Linked DNA regions of Homo sapiens: regions 2 and 3 are each linked to region 1. A link is an interaction called in ENCODE POLR2A ChIA-PET data of the cell type or tissue named here. Cell type or tissue: MCF 10A. All regions are shown on one strand. Links, peaks and the distances in the headings refer to the core of each region. The heading gives the core; the rest is flanking DNA.

What was found. ChIA-PET counts read pairs that join two places held together with the same protein. Peaks named below come from ENCODE experiments on the same cell type or tissue, not always from the same donor. Only the 100,000 strongest peaks of a DNase experiment are listed, where the experiment ranks them.
Region 2: POLR2A ChIA-PET joins it to region 1 with 29 read pairs; 4 of 35 experiments call an interaction of 5 or more read pairs at or near these places.
Region 3: POLR2A ChIA-PET joins it to region 1 with 54 read pairs; 6 of 35 experiments call an interaction of 5 or more read pairs at or near these places.

What each region holds. Positions count from the first base shown.
Region 1 is chr1:214,412,957-214,419,417 of GRCh38, forward strand. It overlaps PTPN14 (protein tyrosine phosphatase non-receptor type 14), which reads right to left. Exons shown (of 19, transcript NM_005401.5): 4 at 1,673-1,770. LOC124904508 (a long non-coding RNA gene) reads left to right here and starts at 4,202. Exons shown (of 3, transcript XR_007066875.1): 1 at 4,202-4,290; 2 at 4,749-6,023; 3 at 6,398-6,461. In MCF 10A, for the core only: no CTCF peak of the experiment used is centred there; DNase peaks (open chromatin) are centred at 3,655 and 5,595.
Region 2 is chr1:214,570,550-214,577,010 of GRCh38, forward strand. No RefSeq gene overlaps it. Among named protein-coding and RNA genes, the nearest start is that of PTPN14, 22 kb to the left of the region's middle. In MCF 10A, for the core only: no CTCF peak of the experiment used is centred there; DNase peaks (open chromatin) are centred at 1,932, 3,002, 3,612 and 4,372.
Region 3 is chr1:214,578,018-214,584,478 of GRCh38, forward strand. No RefSeq gene overlaps it. Among named protein-coding and RNA genes, the nearest start is that of CENPF, 22 kb to the right of the region's middle. In MCF 10A, for the core only: no CTCF peak of the experiment used is centred there; a DNase peak (open chromatin) is centred at 3,994.

The DNA.
Region 1 (6,461 bases), core at 950-5,949:
ACTCCTGGACTCAGGCGATCCTCCCACCTCAGTCTCCTGAGTAGCTGGGACTATAGGTGCACAACACCATACTGGGCTAATTTTTTATTTTTACTTTTTTCGTAGAGACAGAGTCTCGTTTTGTTGCCCAGGGTGGTCTCAAACTCCTGGTTTCAAGTAATCCTCTTGCCTTGGCCTCCCAAAGTGCTGGGATTATAGGCATAAGCCACCACACCCAGCCCAACGAAAGCTTTTTAAAAGAAGAAAGACCCAATTTGACAATGAGGGACATATTGATCTTCTCCATTATTTCAACAATGCTACCTCTGATTTCTCTATCATAACTGGCCATTGTTTCTTCCCCTCCAGTCTTTAAGCAGACAGAGGTGATACATCAGATTTTGCCTGTTTCCATCCACAGAATTACAACAGAAGCTAACTGTATAGAAATTACACTTCTAACAGAAATTGTTAAGTTGTTAATACTTCAGAATGAAAGAGGTCAGGAGAAGGGCTGCCTCTTCAGACACTTAAATCTGAGATGATTCAATTCAGCCCAGTGTTTGGGATGGGAAGTCAGTTCACACCTTCTAAAACAACAGTCCATGCAGGAAGAACCCAGCTGCTGGCTGGCTCACACTTGCAGATAAGCTGGTTTTCAAGAAAATGACTAAAAGGAAAAGTTTCTTTTCAAAAACTATATTACCATCTTCTTGCTTTTTTAAAAAAATGTTTTTAATTTTTACTTTTTGAGACAGAGTCTAGCTTTGTCACCCAGGCTGGAGTGTGGTGGTGTGACCTCAGCTCACTGTAACCTCCACCTCCCACGTTCAAGCGATTCTCGTGCTCCAGCCTCCTGAGTAGCTGGAATTACAGGCGTGTGCCACCATGCTTGGCTAATTCTTGTATTTTTATTAGAGACAAGGTTTTACCATGTTGGCCAGGCTGGTCTCGAACTCCTGACTTCCAGTGATTCACCTGCCTCGACCTCCCAAAGTGCTGGGATTACAGGCATGAGCCACCGCGCTGGCCTATCTTGCTTTCAATATGGCCTATCTTGCTTTCAGTATAACTGAAGGCAGTTAAGCCACCACTCAATAAACCATAATGTATAAAATATACATATAAAGTCCCACACATAACAATTTAGAGAAGGCAAAAAACAGCTATGTAATATAAACCTTTATAGGATGGATTGAAAGATAAATTCAGTCCAATACACATTTGTTGTTTCATGTTACAATCATGGATTTTAAATCTACCTCTTTAATTGCATTAGAATGCATTATACTATAATGTTTAAAGCTATCACACTCAAAGAAGTTGTGATAGTAACACCTTTGCAGCATCAAGCTACAGAATATGACCACATTGTGCCTTGGAATAATTCTGAGAAAATGTTCCACAAACCCTGAAATGTAGCCTTAATTAAAGGCAGAATAAAAGCTGCTATTTCCTCATATAAAACTGTAATTATACAAGCATGAGCAGTTTGCAAACAGCTTTGAGAAATCTACCACCCAGCCACCAAAAATCACTAACTTTGCATTTTTCACGTAAGATAACTTGAAATAAAAAGGGAGCATTACTAAGGGATCATTTAAGTAAATCTAACTTCTCACTCTGAGAGGCCAGCAACACCATGATCAAACAGAAAATGGAATTTCACATGCTGCTCATAACTATGTCTTACCTTGCACAGCTAGGCCGGCTAGCCGAATCACCTGGTCCAATGTACATCGTAATCGCCCTTCAAGCACATCTTTTTTGACTTGCAGGTAATACTGATATCTGTTCATGGGAATAGAGGAACAAACAACCTTAAAAACACATACTTGGAATATATTCCCACAACACAGATGCCTCTAGATGTAAAACCTTGTGTACACAGCAGGACATGCCTGTGATGCTGATAAAGGTCATTTCTATAAAAGATGGAAAGTGACCTCTGCCTGTGTTTATCTTTGTTTGATGTAGCAGGTGCCACATCCTGTTCATTCTGAGCTTGAGAGGATTCTCATCACATCACTTATTTGTAGGCCAGCGGGATAAACCACTGATAAGGACCAGGTCCTCATAACAGAATCCGAGAATGAAAATACTTTTGCACACCTGGAGACCCACGACAACACGACTGCCAAAGCTACACTCAACAGTGTGCGTTCCTGAATGCATTCTAGAAACACATCACCTTTCAAACTCAAAAGTTCGGTAAGGCAGATCACAAACAGGCCAAATAATTTGTAATTCCACTAAAAAATCAAATACAGTTTTCACCTTACACATCTGTGAATCAGAAAAATCTAATCTGATGCAACTTTCGAAACTGAAGTAAATTCTCAAACCAGCAAAGTACAGATGGACAGAATCGTGCCCAAACACATCAAGTCTCAGACTAGACAAGTGCCCTCAGGAGCTAATACAGTGTACTGTTTCCCTACCAATAAAATAGCCCTCTTAGAATTACCTAAAACATTTAGAAAACTTCTCACTCAAGACGTTTATTTCCCAGGACTCCACTTCCTTTGCCCATACTCTCAACACATAGTCACAACGACAACAATCACATTTCTCTAGCATTAATTCCTGGTAAATGCTAACAATCCTTTTGCTCCTGGTAACTGTAACTCTGTATTTTAACTTCACTTTGGCATCTCAATCAAGGGAACCCATAAGTGAACCAAAGCCCAACTTTCCTGGAGAGAGGCAATCGGCGCTGAGAGCTAATTACTGCTGGCTCTACCATGTTGATGTCACAGGCATCATTACACATCAGTCAATCCAATGCCTGTTTGAGGGAAGGAACTGGGCTCCGTGCATGCTCCAGTAGAGTCCTTCTTCTCTCCTCTTGGGTGTACTAAACAGGATAAAGACAGCCATACCACTCTTTGGTGGGAAAAACCTATACTCAAATCAGAAGGGCAAACACTGGGAGTTACTTAAAAATCCTTTTTAGTCAAACCTAATATGGGCTAGAAAAAATCACGAAGCAAAACAAAAAGCAAAATCTCAAGGTAGAAAAGAATGGTAAATTTCACTGATTCCTACTAATTATAAAATGTTTGAATCTCATCTACATGCCATTCATTCCTTCTCATCTTTCTGGAGTGGTTTTGACTTATTTGCTGCTCTCCAAGCCAGAAAGACAAACAGATATTTTAACCCATAGCTATCATTCATGCACTTTCTATGGGTGTAAGTCTGCTAGATGCTGAGTAGTATCTTGGAGAGTGCTAAAACAGTCTCCACCTTACAAGGATGCACATATCTTTTTGATCGCTGTGATCATGTTTTTGTCTAGTGTACTATCTAAGGATTCAGTGATTAAGAACCAAGGAGTAAAACATCTGAAAAGGTGTTAACCTGGCATCATCTGCCAGAGGTAGAGCTTTGTTACCTGTTACCTTGGAGATGAAAATGATCAGCTAAGATTATTTATTAGAGAATACCTTTGGGAGTTGACCAGTAACCAATTAATCTGCCACCAAAACAACAGCTCTAGTTCTTAAAAATCTGCTGCTTCCAACTTTCATCTACAGCTACCATTTGTATAATGTGTCAGCAAGTTCTATTACAGATCCATTCTATCCTAGGAAACAGTGACTCACAATCCACTAGCAAGGAACACCAGGAACATTCCTAATCATGTAGGTTGGGTGTAGGATTTTGCTGGAATATAAAAATAAGGAGCTGAAGCAAGCAGGGCTCTCTCCTGGAAGCCATCCAAACTAGGAGAGAATCTAAACAGCAGCAATGATAGGGTGCTATTACCACGAGATTGTGGGTACTACTGTGTAAGACTGCAGAAACGAGAATGAAATTCAAACCACTTTGAAAATTGTTTGGCTGGTACAATTTTGCACAAAAGGCAGTTTTATAAAATATTATAATTCTATCGAATATGATGACTAAATTTGACAACAGGAGTTGAAATTCTATTTCTAGAATGCCTGCTCTTTGCTTATTTCTCATTAGCGATTCAATTATAACAGTAGTAAAATATAACAGTGAATTCTATTTTGGAAGCATGCAATTTCATGGAAGTATACTCCACCCTGTCATAGCTTTGGGTGGAGGGGAAAAGGAAAAAAAAAAACAACAATTTTCATGCCAGGAAAGTAAGCATTTGCCAACTTTCCAAAGAGATCCTCTTTGAAAATCCAAGCTCACAAGGAAAACTTTTTAATATTTTTCATATTCAAAGACCTGGAAATAGTCCATCTGACTCTTGAGGCCCAATGAATGGTTTTAGGTTAGGATTCTGCTCTGCCTCTAAGAATTGGTGAACATAATTTTGCTTCTCGAATGAAGGTAAAATTTTGTATTTTCAAATTTTTAAATTTTGTTTTTAAAGATTAACTTTTTATTAAATACAGATTTGTCGGGGTGAAATAAAAAAGGCGTCCTAATAATCAGTGTTATCTATTGGGAACTAACATGCTATGACCTAGTCTCTGGGGGCCTCATCTATCTAGAATCTCCTCATCCGATGGTAAGAAAATAAGTGACTTATCCAAGTCACTTCCTCCCATAGGAGTTTGAAAAATCAAGTTTGAAAAAATGCCCTGTTGGGTCAAATCAACAGAGCCTTCAGTACTTTTGACAGAGTATCAAAGGATCCCTTCAAAATTATAGCCCATAACAATATCTTCAACATTTAGAGATGAATTGCTAAGATCTTCATGCTCTCTTTTAAATTCATGTATGAGGAATTTATCTCAGCACGTCTGCAACTGTGTTTTACTTGCAATTCTGTTCATGCTTCTCAGAGTGAGCAGGTCCGTGTGGTGTTCTGAAAGCATGGGCTGTATTACCACAGAACTACAAATAAGGCACCAGGAACTCAGAGGCCGGGTACGTGTTGCTTTTAAAATATTTCACCCACCCCTCCCCACAAGTGAAATCTTCATTCCAAGTCCAGTTCAGCAGACGTGCCCAAAACAGGAGAGAGCCATGTAAAACGGTTAAAGCCTTGGCATCTGATTTTGGTCATACTACCACCCTAGGATGCAACATGCTCAGCGTAAGTCACAGGATGGTGAAGACAGGAGGAGCAGGGCCCTTGCCACGGTTCCAAATGTCTGCTGCCTTCCCAACAGGGTCATGCCTGCCTACCTCATTACTCCTGGGACTAGCTTTGGGGCCAGTGAAATGGGAATGGAAGCAGGAAGTGATTGTTGCTCCCAAGCAAAAGTGTCCAGAGCCAGTGACCGGTTCTCCACCTCTGCTTCCCTTTGCTCTGAGGCCTGCAGTGAGCAGGGAGGGCAGGCTGCTCAGTGAGCCTGAGCCCTGGGCAAAGACAGCTGGGAACAGAGCCTCAGACGACCCACAGTGGATCTGTCAGGTGGGCAGCAAATAAACCTTTGTTTGTGAAAGCCACAGAAGCTTGGGGGCCATACATCACTGCAGCATGATGGAGCCTAAGCTATTTAATAAGGGAAGGATTTTTAAATTCCCAGTCCAATCCTTTCATTTCTTAGAGAAGGCAACTGTGTTGAGGGAGGAGAATGACTTGTCCAAGGTAATACTGCTTCCTTAAAGACATGGCCACAACCAGATCTGGGCATGAACAACCACAGGGATGAAGGCAGGATCTGATCCCTGCCCATTCTGGGCAAACCACCAATTTCACTGAAGTCTAAAAATAAAAGTGAAAATAAAACACCACTACCCGGTGATTTTTATGATGCTTCTAAAGAAGGGCTTCAATCACCAAGCTTTTCTCCACCCCTACTTAGACAGTCTGAGCTACAGCATATGAGGCAAATGTTGAAATGAGAAACTTTTCCATAAAAATCCTATTACAGGACATGTTTCATATTGTGGCCAATGGTTATTCAGATCTGTTTTTTCTCCTGGCAGCAGCCTCTGAGATATTTCACTTTTCTGCCCCAGAGATAGAAGGAAGGGAAAGAAGACTGAGTTATACATTTTAACTACATGTTAATTTTCGAAGAAGGATGGAGGGATAGAAGTAAAATCTACAGACCAGAGTTTCTGATTGTAGGCTCCCATCTGGAAGGAGTGGCTATGTCCAACAGCAGGTACAAACTGGGCCCTTATGTGTATATATTTCTAAATGCAGATTTTTAAAAAGTAAAATGCAATTCATCGTCAGTATCACACACAGGCGTTTACTTGTTTGCACTGAGCAGCTTCTATATTATCGATCATAAAAAATGTTATCCAAATTTAATAGCACATATCAACTATTCATTACTCCTTCTCCCCCTACTCTCAAGGAGGTCTGAGTAAGAAAGAAAACTTTCTTTCCTAATTTGAAAAACAGGTTAGTGAAAGCACTCTGTAAGCTGTAACTACCAACCTGCAGAATCATTATCATCACACACGGCTCCTGGTCTGCTCTTCCCTCCTCTAGAGTTCAAATTTAGTTAAACCAACTTATCTCTCCCCATAGGCACGGTCAGTAGGGATGTGACAATTTGGAGAGAGGGGCCATCCTTAAATTCCTCACTTTTTGA
Region 2 (6,461 bases), core at 420-5,419, 160 kb after region 1:
AAACACTGTAAAAATGTAAACTCCACAAGTAGTAGTGATGGTTATCCTGCCATTGGGAATTCTAAGCAGGTCTTGGTAAAGAAAGGAAAAGGGAAGATGTTTGTCCAGTTCACGGTTTTGAGTCAGGCTCACTCTGACTCACAGAAAAGTACCTCCTGTGACTCCTTTTCCTTCTAGCCTCTACTGTTTATATCTTTGCTTTAATTTCCTCCTCTGTCTTCACCATGGATTCCTATAACTCCAAATAGTCTTGCACTCGAAGCTGATTATTTCAGAATACTTAATGTCTGAAGTTCCCCCAAATTAGCATCCAGATGTGTTATTTAGCATTCGTGAATACTGAAATTTTCCTTGCAAGAAAATAGTTCTTCTATAATGATAGAACAATGATGCACTTTCCCTCTTATACAATAATAGGAAGAGTACACATTGTAAAATGGCAGAGGAAAACATTGTTTGAAAGAGACAGAGCCTCAATCAATTAACAGGCATGTCCTGCAAAAAGCTATGCAAAATTCCCCCCTTACCAGATAATGGGAGGGAGAGTGGAGATGGAGAAGTTCACTTACTGTAGTCAGGTGACTTCTTTAGCCATAATGACGCTAAGGTTCTTAAACATGGCAAAATCTGAGGTATTGACACATTGGAAGCAGACAAAGACTAGACATGATTTTCATTAATTCTCATCCATATTAAATAAGTGACATCTACAATCTTTGCACAGTGAAGGGATGAGGGAGAAACTAGTGGGGTTGTCAGTCATGTGAACCACTTGCTTTGCCTCCTTCTTCTGATAATGATCTTCCACCCAACTGATTGAACACTCAGGGTTGGGAGAAGGCAGGAGTGGTGACAGGATATTATCTTCAATTTGGTCTGCTTTTCTTATCTTTAGAAGTACCAACAGAAGGGAACAGAGGTTGAAATTAATGAGGTGGAAATGGGATTCTGAATTATCAGTGCATTTTAATCATCTCTGCTCACCCTTGCAGGTTGACTGTACTCAATTTCCTTTAGACTTCCCTAGGTAGAGAAGTCTACACTCATGAGAAAGAATAATTTCTGTCCTGGAAGCTCTATTCCCTGTATTATTTTTAAAGGAGATTTTAAAACTTAAGGAGGCCTCAGTAGAAAAACATTTCTACATTTGTTTCTTCGAAAAAGACTTTAAAACATCATTTGCCAATAGAGAAAGGGTTTTCCCTACTGTTTTTGGAGCACATTTCTGAAAAGTCCCTCTCCGTGAATCCTCTGCATATGTCCCTCAGAGAAGACGAATGTAAGTAGCATCATATGCCCTCGATGCACTGATTTCTTCCTTGGTTTGTCTTGTCCTGGTCAGAGAAATAGCTTCCATTCTTTTGGATTGCTTTTAAATTCTAATGTCAGAGAACTTCAGTAAAAACCAAATATGGGCCTAGGTTGACGTGCAACAGATTGAGAAGTTGAAATAACATATTGCCTGGACGCAACAGCTGTGAAAAGTCCGTCAGTTAGATTCTGCGGGTACGGTAAACAATGATAAAAGTCAGGCAGAGAGATCATAAAATTATGATTTTTTTTAAAGAAAAAAGTAAAGCCAGGAAAGAAAAGGCCTTTGTCTCTAGTTGACCAGCTAGCCCAAAGCTTCTACCAGAAATAGTGAAAACTGTAGTAACTTGAAGTTGGCTTACAGAGAGGAGACTGCCATGTGAGTTGAGGCTTTTTAGAGGACCTGGGCTGGGCCTGGAAGGAGGTGAAGGGCTGGGTTCAAGAGAGGTGGGGAAAGAGAATTCCAAGCAGGGTGTGAAAGAAGGCATAAAAGTCAGGATGAACACAGTGGTGGTGATGGAGAACTGGGGAAGGGTCAGAAGGTTCAGGTAGGGAATGCCCTCCCCAAGGGAGGGGCTGCCTCAGAGGAGACAGCTATAAGCCTCCTCTTCTCTGAAAGAGGGGCAGGAACAGGCCTCAGCGTGCCTGGGTAGTGGCCTGCGCTGGTTCTTTCTGGCAGAAAGCCTTCATTAAGAACTTTTGAACTGTCAAGGAAATTAGTCCCCAATTCAGCTGAGTTAAAATTCAGCTCCCCCTGTCCCTCCACCTGCCCTATCCCCATTACCTAATTTCAAGATTCTGTCCTTTCACCATAAGATCTTTAAAACTGCTGAAGTGATGGGGCAGAAAAGAAAATGTGAACTGTTTTTCCTAAGCAATTAATTTGAGCCTGCTATTTGAATAACTACTGTTCTAGTATTCTCTCAACTTGTTTTCCACTTAAATTTCAAAGCAGACTCATAGCTACTCCAGACAAGGACCAGTTCTGGAATTCTACCTCCCTCTCTTCCTGTTTTTCTCTCTCTCTCTCACACACACACACACACACACACACACACACACACACACACACACTGCTGGCATTACAACCTATCCCACTCACCCACGGTTTCTAGTAGGTTCTGACCTAGGATCCATTTAATATAGCACTAGCTGGTGAAGGCAATGAAGGAAATCCTAGCATTTAACTTTCAGCTCATAAAAAACATATGTCCATGTATACAAGCTGCAAAGGAAAGCACAGAATTATCTTCTCACTTGGAAAAACTCTGCCATTTCCCCCATGAAAAAGAAAAACATGTTGGCCCAAGAATCTTGCCATCTTCTTCCTTTTCTTCCTCTTTCTCTTCCTCTCCCCACCCTCCATTCTTCTTATTTTTTCTTAGTTCTTGAAACCTACTAACAAGATTCCAGGTAATGTTTAAAGGTTTCCAGGTTTGTTTCTCAAGTGTTCTGAAACATTCCTTTTTGGGATGTACATGGGTGTGCGGATCTTTATTAGATATGATCTTTGCCCAAATGCCTCAGTCCATGCTCTGTTATCATCAAGTGAAATCCAAATCTCTGCGAAGAACTTTTTTTTTTTTTAATAACACCTGGCCTGGCACACAAAGCCTTAAGGGCTGAAAGCCATGGCAGATTCTCCAACTACAAGAATCAAACCATTCATCATCGTCTAGCCTTCACGTCTGCCAGCCAAGAAGGAACAGGAAGTTCGCTTGTGAGTTGCAGGAGTACGGAATGCGAAACTCCAAGCAGTTACTTGCTGTGGTTTTAAGTTTTTGTCTTGGAAGTTAAGAACAATGTGAACCTCTCTTCTAAATAGCATTCTAGTCAATAAATACCTACCTGGCACCTCAAGCCTTTGAAGTTGCTGCAGTCTGTACCTTAGCACAACATTTTAACACATATTAGTTTTTAAAGCAAATCTAATATGAGTACTAGTGTACAAATTGCCCATATTGCGTGGCTGATTAGGTTGCTATTTAAGACTGAGCAGATTAAATATCCTCTCTAAAAATTCTTAGTAGGCATTTTCAGCCTTTATGTATACATCAACAAGCTACCGCATAACATTTCTCATGGGTCACACTCGATTTATAGTTTACCAATTTATAGAGGGGTGTGGTGGGGTGGCAGTTTGAGAGGAAGGGTCTGGGCTTACCAGGGTTAACAAACATGTGCATTTCGACTATACGCTTGCTGGCAATCCAATTTAATAGCTCATTTTCAAATCCTTTCTTGGAAAAGGAATTCAGATTACATAATCATGAAAAACAAACCTGTTGCCACCCAGCATGAGCCAACATGTTACAGTACTTTATGGCCTAAGGTTATTAAGCCAGCACCCAGTTTCATGAGCCAGAGAGAAGATTGGGAACATTTAAAATCTATCAGCTTTGTTAAAGTTATGCTGCTTAGTAGAAATAACAGGCAATTCACCTTTCTTGAGTTCATAATACCTTAAGACCTTGGATTGATTAAATAGGCGCTTGTTTACTGCTAATGAGGGCTATATGATCATTAGCAACCTAGAAACCTACTGAGTAATTCTTTACATTAGCTCCTTTTAATGGGAAGACTACCTTGGCTATTCCTAGCTATCCTCAAGATTCCCATCAACTTTGTCTTTCACTGTGAAGCTTTCTTTTACATTGCACCATGGGCTGAGTGAAGTAATGAACTCTGATCTGGTATAACTGCCCACAAACATAAATTGTCTATTATTTCAACTGAAAAATCTCTGTGTTCTAGGTTTTTAAATTTTTCATTTTGGGTGCACTTGGAGATAAGACTGTGAACTCTACTTTAATCTACATTTCCTGGTTTAAGGGCCATATACAGATATTGTCCTAAAACTCCTGCTTCAAGTTTCCAAAGGAAATCTATTAACATCAGCTGTGGGTCTAGATAGGTGGTGAGACATGAAGAGTGGTTACTTTCTTACTTTAGACAGGTAACCAAAAAAGAATGCTTTTCTGCCCGAAGCAAGACATTGACCTAAATTTCTATTTTCAACACAGAAGTGAAAAAAAGAAAACAATCTGACTCATCAAATTAGGCAACAATCAACTCACCATATAACCTTTCCTGTGGTTAATATACCTTATGAACTTGCTATGAGGTATACAAATTGCCTCCATTCTTCCAGCAGAAATCATAGTTGATTAGATGACAAAACCTATGCAGAAGAGCAGGAGAGTAAGTACCAATAACTATCTTTTGTGTACTCACCATGTAGCGTGGTGCTAAGAGCTTTACACAAATTATTTCACATAATCCTCAGAACAACCCCCTTAGCTGGATAAGGGTGAAGCGAGGTTGAGTAATTTGCCCAACACCTCACAGCTAGCAAGTTGTAGTGCTGGGACCTGTCTTTGGTTTAATGCCTACACTCTAGGCTGTGCTACTTCCTGGTTATCAGACTACATAGGTATCTAGAAGGTAAAAAATCACTCCTCAACTGCTATGGCTAACAGGTCACCTTTACATATCCTGAATATATATTCTGTTTTATTTGACTTTCACTAAATAACAACTTTTCTCTGGTAATTAAAGAGTTGTTGGGCATGGTGGCTCAGGCCTGTAATCCCAGCACTTTGGGAGGCCAAGGAAAGTGGATCACCTGAGGTCAGGAGTTCGAGACCAGCCTGACCAACATGGAGAAACCCCATCTCCACTAAAAATACAAAATTAGCTGGGTGTGGTGGCACATGCCTGTAATCCCAGCTACTTGGGAGGCTGAGGCAGGATAATTGCTTGAGCCCAGGAGGCAGAGGTTGTGGTGAGCTGAGATCGTGCCATTGCACTCCAGCCTGGGCAACAAGAGTGAAACTCCATCTCAAAACAAACAAACAAACAAACAAACAAACAAAGAGTCATGCTAATCCGAAAAGTGTTGCTTCATTGTTTTTTAAAATATTGAAGTGTTAATGTTTTCTGGTTCTAGAATCTCAGAAGCAATTTCTCCCAGAAGGAACTATAGGGGTAATTTTATACCCCTTCTCTCTCTAGTACCAGCCAAGAGAGAAAAGCTGGGTTCCTTCAGCTGCTCCTCCTTCTCCAACTTTCAGCAAGCAAAAGAGATAGAAATATTGCCTCAGTTTATTTGTGGCTCATTTGCATTTCACCTTGTCCACTGAGCTCTAGGGTGGGTGATACAGTTTGGCTCTGTGTCCACACCCAAATCTCATCTTGAATTGTACTCTTGTATTTCCCACATGTTGTGGGAGGGACCTAGCGGGAGATAATTTGAATCATGGGGTGGTTTCCCCCATACTGTTCTTGTAGTGAGTAAATCTCACAAGATCTGATGGTTTTATCAGGGGTTTCTGTTTTTGCATCTTCCTCATTTTCTCTTGCTCTTGCCGCCGCCATGTAAGAAGTGCCTTTGCCTCCTGTCATGACTCTGAGGCCTCCCAGCCATATGAAACTGTAAGTCCAATTAAACCTCTTTTTTTGCCCAGTCTCGGGTATGTCTTCATCAGCAGTGTGAAAATGGACTAATACAGTAAATTGGTACCAGGAGTGGGGTGTTGCTGAAAAGATACCCAAAAATGTGGAAGCAATTTTTGGACCTGGGTAACAGGCAGAGGTTGGAGCAGTTTGGAGGGTTCAGAAGAAGACAGGAACTTCCTAGAGATTTGTTCAATGGCTTTGACAAAAATACTGATAATGATATGAACAATGAAATCCAGGCTGAGGTGATCTCAGATGGAGATGAGGGACTTGTTGAAAACTAAAGCAAAGGTAACTCTTGTTATGTTTTAGCAAAGAGGCTGGCAGCATTTTGCCCCTGACCTAGAGATATGCAGAACTTTGAACTTGAGAAAGATGATTTAGGGTAACTGCTGGAAGAAATTTCTAAGCAGAAAATTATTCAAGATGTGACTTGGGTGCTGTTCAAGGCATTCAGTTTTAAAAGGGAAGCAGAGCATAAAAGTTCATAAAATTTGCAGACTGACAATGCGATAGAAAAGAAAATCTTATTTCCTGAGGAGAAATTTAAGCTAGCTGCCGATACTTGCGTAAGTAACGAGGAGGTGAATGTTAATCCCAAAGACAATGGGGAAAATGTCTCCAGGGCATGTCTGAGACCTTTGTGGCAGCCTCTCCCATCACAGACCTAGAGGTCTAGAAGGAGAAAATGG
Region 3 (6,461 bases), core at 932-5,931, 170 kb after region 1:
AGTTTCCCCTATACTGTTTTCATGGTAGTGAATAAGTCTCACGAGATCTGATGGTTTTATCAGGGGTTTCCACTTTTGCATCTTCCTCATTTTCTCTTGTGGCAGCCATGTAAGAAGGGCCTTTCACCTCTGGCCATGATTCTGAGGCCTCCCCAGCCATGTGGAACTGTAAGTACAATTAAACCTCTTTTTCTTCCCAGTCTCTGGTATGTCTTTATCAGCAGCATGAAAACGGACTAATACAGTGTGAGGCAGAAAGAAAAATGTTTATCCACCAACTTTTTATTGCTTCTCATTTCCTGACAACTTTCTTTTACCAAATAGCTGAAAGTGTACAGTTAGATGATTTTCAACTATTTGGGAGTTCTTTCATTCATTCACAAATTTCACATATATTTGTTGTAAACTCACTATGTGCCTGGCATTGAACTAGGTGTTCTTTCAATGCTTAGCTTTTTTTTTTTTTTTTTTTTTTTTTGAGACAGGGTCTCGCTCTGTCACCCAGGCTGAAGTGCAGTGTCATGATCTTGGCTCACTGTAACCTCCACCTCCCGGGTTCAAGCAATTCTCCTGCCTCAGCCTCCTGAGGAGCTGGGATTATAGGCGCACCCCACCATGCCTGGCTAATTTTTGTATTTTTAGTAGAGACAGGGTTTCACCACGTTGCCCAGGCTAGTCTCGAACTCCTGAGCTCAGGTGATCCACCTGCCTCAGCCTCCCAAAGTGCTGGGATTACAGGCATGAGTCACTGCACCTGGTCCCTGCTCAGCTTTTTTGATGGATATATTGGGAACTAGATTCCTATGAAGTCAGGCAGGCCCCAGATACTGATCAAATATTGCATCTACTCTCAAAATTTCCTAAATTTCTATTTTCAACACAGAATTAAAAACAAAAACAAAAATATCTGGGCATGGTGGCTCACGCCTGTAATCCCAGCACTGTGGGAGGCCAAGGCAGGCGGATCACTTGAGGTCAGGGCTTTGAGAGCAACCTGGCCAATATACCAAAACCCCACCTGTACTAAAAATACAAAAAAAAATTAGCCGAGCATGGTGGCAGGCGCTTGTAACCCAGCTACTTGGGAGGCTGAGGTGGGATAATTGCTTGAACTTGGGAGGCAGAGGTTGCAGTAAAACAAGATCTCACCACTGCACTCCAGCCTGGGTGACAAAGTGAGAGTCCATCTCAAAAAAAAAAAAAAAAACAACAAAAAACAAACAAACAAAAAAACACCTCAGTGTGTAACCTTTCCTGTGGCTAATAAAAGCTTATAAAGTTACTATAAGGTAAGTTTACCTCAGAAGGTAGATTACTATTCAAAAGAGGAAGTAGTTTTAGGATTGGGAGGATAAAGAAACCAGAGTCAGGACTCCCCTGGGGACAAAGAGGAAAGAAGTAAATTGTTGCAAGATATTTGTCTAGGGTTTTTCTGGTTTGAGAAGTAAGGACTGGAGTATTAGGAAGTCACAAAAGTTGCTGTCTGTTCATTTGGTGATACATTAAAGGTAAGGAGCACCTTCCCTGTAACTACAGCTCAGAGGATCAGTTCTTGTGACATTCCTTCTCCACATGCTGACCGGGCCTCTGTCTCAAAAAAAAAAATTTTTTTTCAAAAATATAAATCTCTCTTAAAAACATGTAACTCATGTACATTAAAGTTTTGAAATGTTTATGTTGATTACCTGAATTTAAAAATAATACAAACAGAATAATTGTTGGTACATATTCACGTACTCTGTGTGTGTGTGTGTGTGTGTGTGTTTTGAGATGGAGTCTCACTCTGTCACCCAGGCTGGAGTGCAGTGGTGTGAACTCGGCTCACTGAAACCTCCGCCTCCCGGGTTCAAGCGATTCTCCTGCCTCAGCCTCCTGAGTAGCTGGGATTATAGGCACATGCCACCATGCCCGGCTAATTTTTGTATTTTTAGTAGAGATGGGGTTTTATCATGTTGGCCAGGCTGGTCTCAAATTCCTGACCTAGGGTGATCTGCCTGCCTCGGACTCCCAAAGTGCTGGGATTACAGGTATAAGCCACTGCGCTCGGCCCATATTCATGTACTTTAAATAAAGTACTTTGAATAGCTGTGTTTTTTGCCAATACTCTCTTACTGAGATATTTCTACAGAGTGTATTTTTTTTTAATGTGGTCTTATCATTTTAATTTTCTTCATAAAATCGCCTACTTTTTTTTTTTGAGACAGAGTCTCACTCTGTCTTCCAGGCTGGAGTGCAGTGGCACAATCACGGCTCACTGCAGCCTTGACCTCCTGGGCTCCAGTGATCCTCCTGCCTCAGCCTCCCAAGTAGCTGGTACTACAGTTGCACACCACCACACACAACTAATTTTTATATTTTTTGTACAGTCAAAGTTTTGTCATGTTGCCCAGGCTGGTCTAGAACTCCTGGACTCAAGTGATCGGCTCACTTCGACCTCCCAAAGTGTTGAGATTATGGGCGTGAGCCATCACACCTGGCCTGTTATACTCTTTTTCAATTGACTCTACCATCTAGCTTACAATATTTTCAATTGAGAAATTACTCTTTCTTCAGGTGGTGAGGCTTATGGTAAGCTCAGAACAAATTCTGCTAAATGAAGGAAATTCTCAATATTATTCTTTTTATTTGAAATGTGTAAATATTTCAGCATAAGTATTTTCCCAGATATGATACCTCCTGTTTGCCTCCATTCAGAGTAGATGTCTTTAACTAATAGTTTTGTAAGACAAAACTTGTTAGTAAGTTGTCTCCATACTTTAAAATATTTTGTATATAGATGCTTCACAATTATTAGTTTTTGCAGTTTCATTCCATTCTGGCATAGAATACAAATTTATGAAATTGTTTTTACAAAAAGCTTCATCAAAAGATTATTCCAGAAATGTAGATATTCTAAGGCACAATTATAGAATTTCAAAATTAAACACTGTAAATGGATTAAGCTTTCCTTATTTATTCACTCAAGTCTTCCCTTGCTTTTATAGGATAAATTTTAATATCTCTTTGCTTCCAAGTTTTTGTTTTGTTTTTAGAGACAGGGTCTCACTATGTTGTCCAGGTTGGACTCGAACTTGTAGGCTCAAGAAATTCTTCTGCTTCTGCCTCTTGAACGCCTGGCACTACAGACACTCTCCCATGTCTGGCTTGGTTCCAAGTTTTGTTTTTAATAATAGCGTTTCTCTAAAAGTTTTCTAGAACATTTCTGCTTTATAGATTTCTTATTTATCAATAAACTAATTGACAATAAATATAATGTGTGCATCACCAGAATTTGTATTTATATGATCCTCACAAATTTTGTCACTGAATTTGCAATAGCAGACACAATAAAGTCAGATGAACTTTCAAAAGCTTTGAGTCACTGAATTTCATGAAAATATTGAACAATTATTGGAATTAATTAAATTTTAATTTGAAGCAGCTGGTGACACATAAAACAGAAATCATGAGCTGTTTGCAGAGTTCTGTTAATTAAACCAAATATATTAGCAGCTATTGCTTCATATTTCATGCCTGTCGAAGAAAAGCTTAAAATAACAGCTAAGGTTTGAAGTAAATTCTGGGGCCTCCTTAACATATTTATGTCTTCTAATTTTCATTACTATAGGCCCCAAGGAGGCTGATAAATGTTGGCAAATATTTTATGCACGTTATATTTCATCGTCAACTTTATTTAGAAATGAGAAATCTGCATTTGAAATTTCATTAAACATGCTTTTTTGCTTTGTTTTGTTTTTTGAGCTCTTTGTTGCTGAGAGAGTTCATCACAACATTTTTGAAAAGTGTTACCAAATGATAGGGTAAATAAATAGTTGTAGATTTACCCTATCTAGTATATGCCAAAACCATTTTAGCAGGATTGCTCACACTACTTTGTGTAAGCTTTATGGTAGGCATGCTTAGCCTCCACTTCCTGCATGTATTTCACATTCACCACGTTTCTAATTTCCCACATTTCACACTGACCCCACTGTCTGGCAGATTGGCAGCCTTGTGCCTTAATCATCTTGCAGGCCCCACCTGGGGCCAAGGCACAACTGACTCATACACCAGATGGGTGCCAGGGACAGCAGCAACAAGTATTTCTCCCACATCCTTTGGGATGAAAAGTTAGTTGTCCTAAGTCACCGTATGCAACCACACTTTGTTTTTTCAAGCCAGCATGAGATATGCCGCTATCCTTAAAATGGAGGAGTTAGTTACCTGTGCCTTAAGAAAGGTTTAAGAAAGGTGAAAGAAGTTATCACTGATAGCTCAGACTTAACCACTTGTTAAGTGTTGAACTCTGTTTATGGCACATGTATCTCACACACTACTAGGGAAGACTATGCTACAATATGGAAGTACAAAGTTGATGCAGGGCAGATGATCCCCAAATTGGGGTTCAGCCAGGATGGAATTCAAGGGCAAGCCAGCGGTAGGTATTGAAGTGGCGGAGTTACAGCTCCAGCAGTCCTGCAGCTCTGTGACTGCTCCTGCAGAGCAGGGCTGCTCCACAGGCAGTGTGCTGAGAGTAGTAGCTGAGGGCAGTTCTGAAGTCAAATTTATACCCACTTTAATTTACATGCAAACTAAGAGGCGATTAACGCAGAAATTCCTAGAAAAAGGGTGGTAACTTCTGGGTGTTGCCATGGCAATGGTAAACTGACATGGCACACTGGTGGGCATGTCTTATATGGAAAGGTGTTTCCACCCCATCCCTGTTTTAACTAGTCCTCAATTAGGTCAGGTGTCTGAGCCCTGCCTCCAGAGTCGAGTCCTACGTCCTATTTCAAAGTTATCCACTAAACCAGTCCTGGCTTATTTTAACGCAGCTAATAATAATAATCTTTTGTTAAAGCAACAACAGCAATAACTCTGGGACACATGTTAAACCAGAGAGGTGCCAGGAAAATAGAAGTCAACCAGGAAATATGTATATGTTATCTGTTGACCACACAGATGCCTGCTTCATTCATAAAATGGATTTCTGTAATCTACCCCAATACCTAGGTATGGCCTCAAATTAAACATTAAAAAAAAATTTTCCATGTTATTCTTAGGGGCACTGAAGCTGTATTCCTGATTTAGGGAATTCCTTCACTTTCATTCCAAGATGTGAAGACACGTGGTCATAGAGCTCAGGAGAATCATGCACCTTAGTCCATGGTTAATCTAACACCTGGGTCAAAACTATTATTGAAAATGAGATAGAGACAAATTGATCCTTAACTTAGTCACACGATGATAAAAACTTGCTCCTTGAGCAAACTTGTCTTGCAAGTCGCGAGGTTTATTTTGGCTGTAACATTGTCTTTTTGGAAACTTGGGCTCGTAAAAGCCACTTTTCTTGAGGATCAAGCTTCCAACCAAGAAAGGGAAAATGTAACATACATTGATTTTCACACTTTGGAAGAAATAAGCATTAGATAAGCATTTTTCCTAAGGAGCTACTGAGATTTTAAAAATATATAAATCATTTTAGTTCCTTCGTAAAAATGACTATTGCAAGAGTTATAAGAATGTGTTTTAAATTTCTGGGAAGTAATTGATTCCAGAATGATGATGTTTTCTCTTTTCAAAGTTTTTAAATTTGCTTTTCTTCCCTGATTAACTTGTGTTAATTTTTAGAAATACAGTTGACCCTTGAACAACATGGGTTTGAATGGTGTAGGTCCATTTATATGAGGGTTTTTTTTTCAATAAACATATTGAAAAAATTTTTGGAGATTTTTGACAGCTTGAAAAAACTTGCAGAGAAACCACATATTCTAAAAATATCAAAACATTAAGAAAAAGATATGTTACAAATGCATAACATATATGTAGCTACTAGTCTATTTTATCATTTACTACCATAAAATATGCCCAAATTTATTATAAAAAGTTAAAATGTATTAAAACTTACGCCTACGAACACAGACTGTGCATGGTACCATTCAGTCGAGAGAAATGTAAACCAATGTAAAAATGCAGTATTAAATCATAACTGCATAAAATTAACTGTAGTACATACTGTACTACTGTGATAATTTCATAACCACCTTCTGTTGCTATTGCATTGAGCTCAAGTGTTGTATCAACTTAAAATGCTGTGTGAGGCTATTCATCTCCACGGGAGCAGTTCATCTCTAGTAAATTTCATATCACAATAAAAAGTTACCTTTCGTGCTTGTTGTGTATTTTTCATCATGTTTAGTGTAATATTGTAAACTTTGAATAACACCATGGAACCCATACAAAGTGCTGCTAGTGATACTGGTAGTACTCCCAGGAAGCAGAGAAGGTCATGACATTACAAGAAAAAGCTGAATTGCTTGATATAAAAGTTGAATTGCACAGTCTGTAGATTGAGGTTGGCAGCTGCAGTTGCCCACCATTTCAGACAGATGATTCATCTTGTAAACTTATGATATTGATAAATACAGTGCAGTACTATAAGTGTATTTTCTCTTCTTTATGCTTTTCCTAATAACAATTTT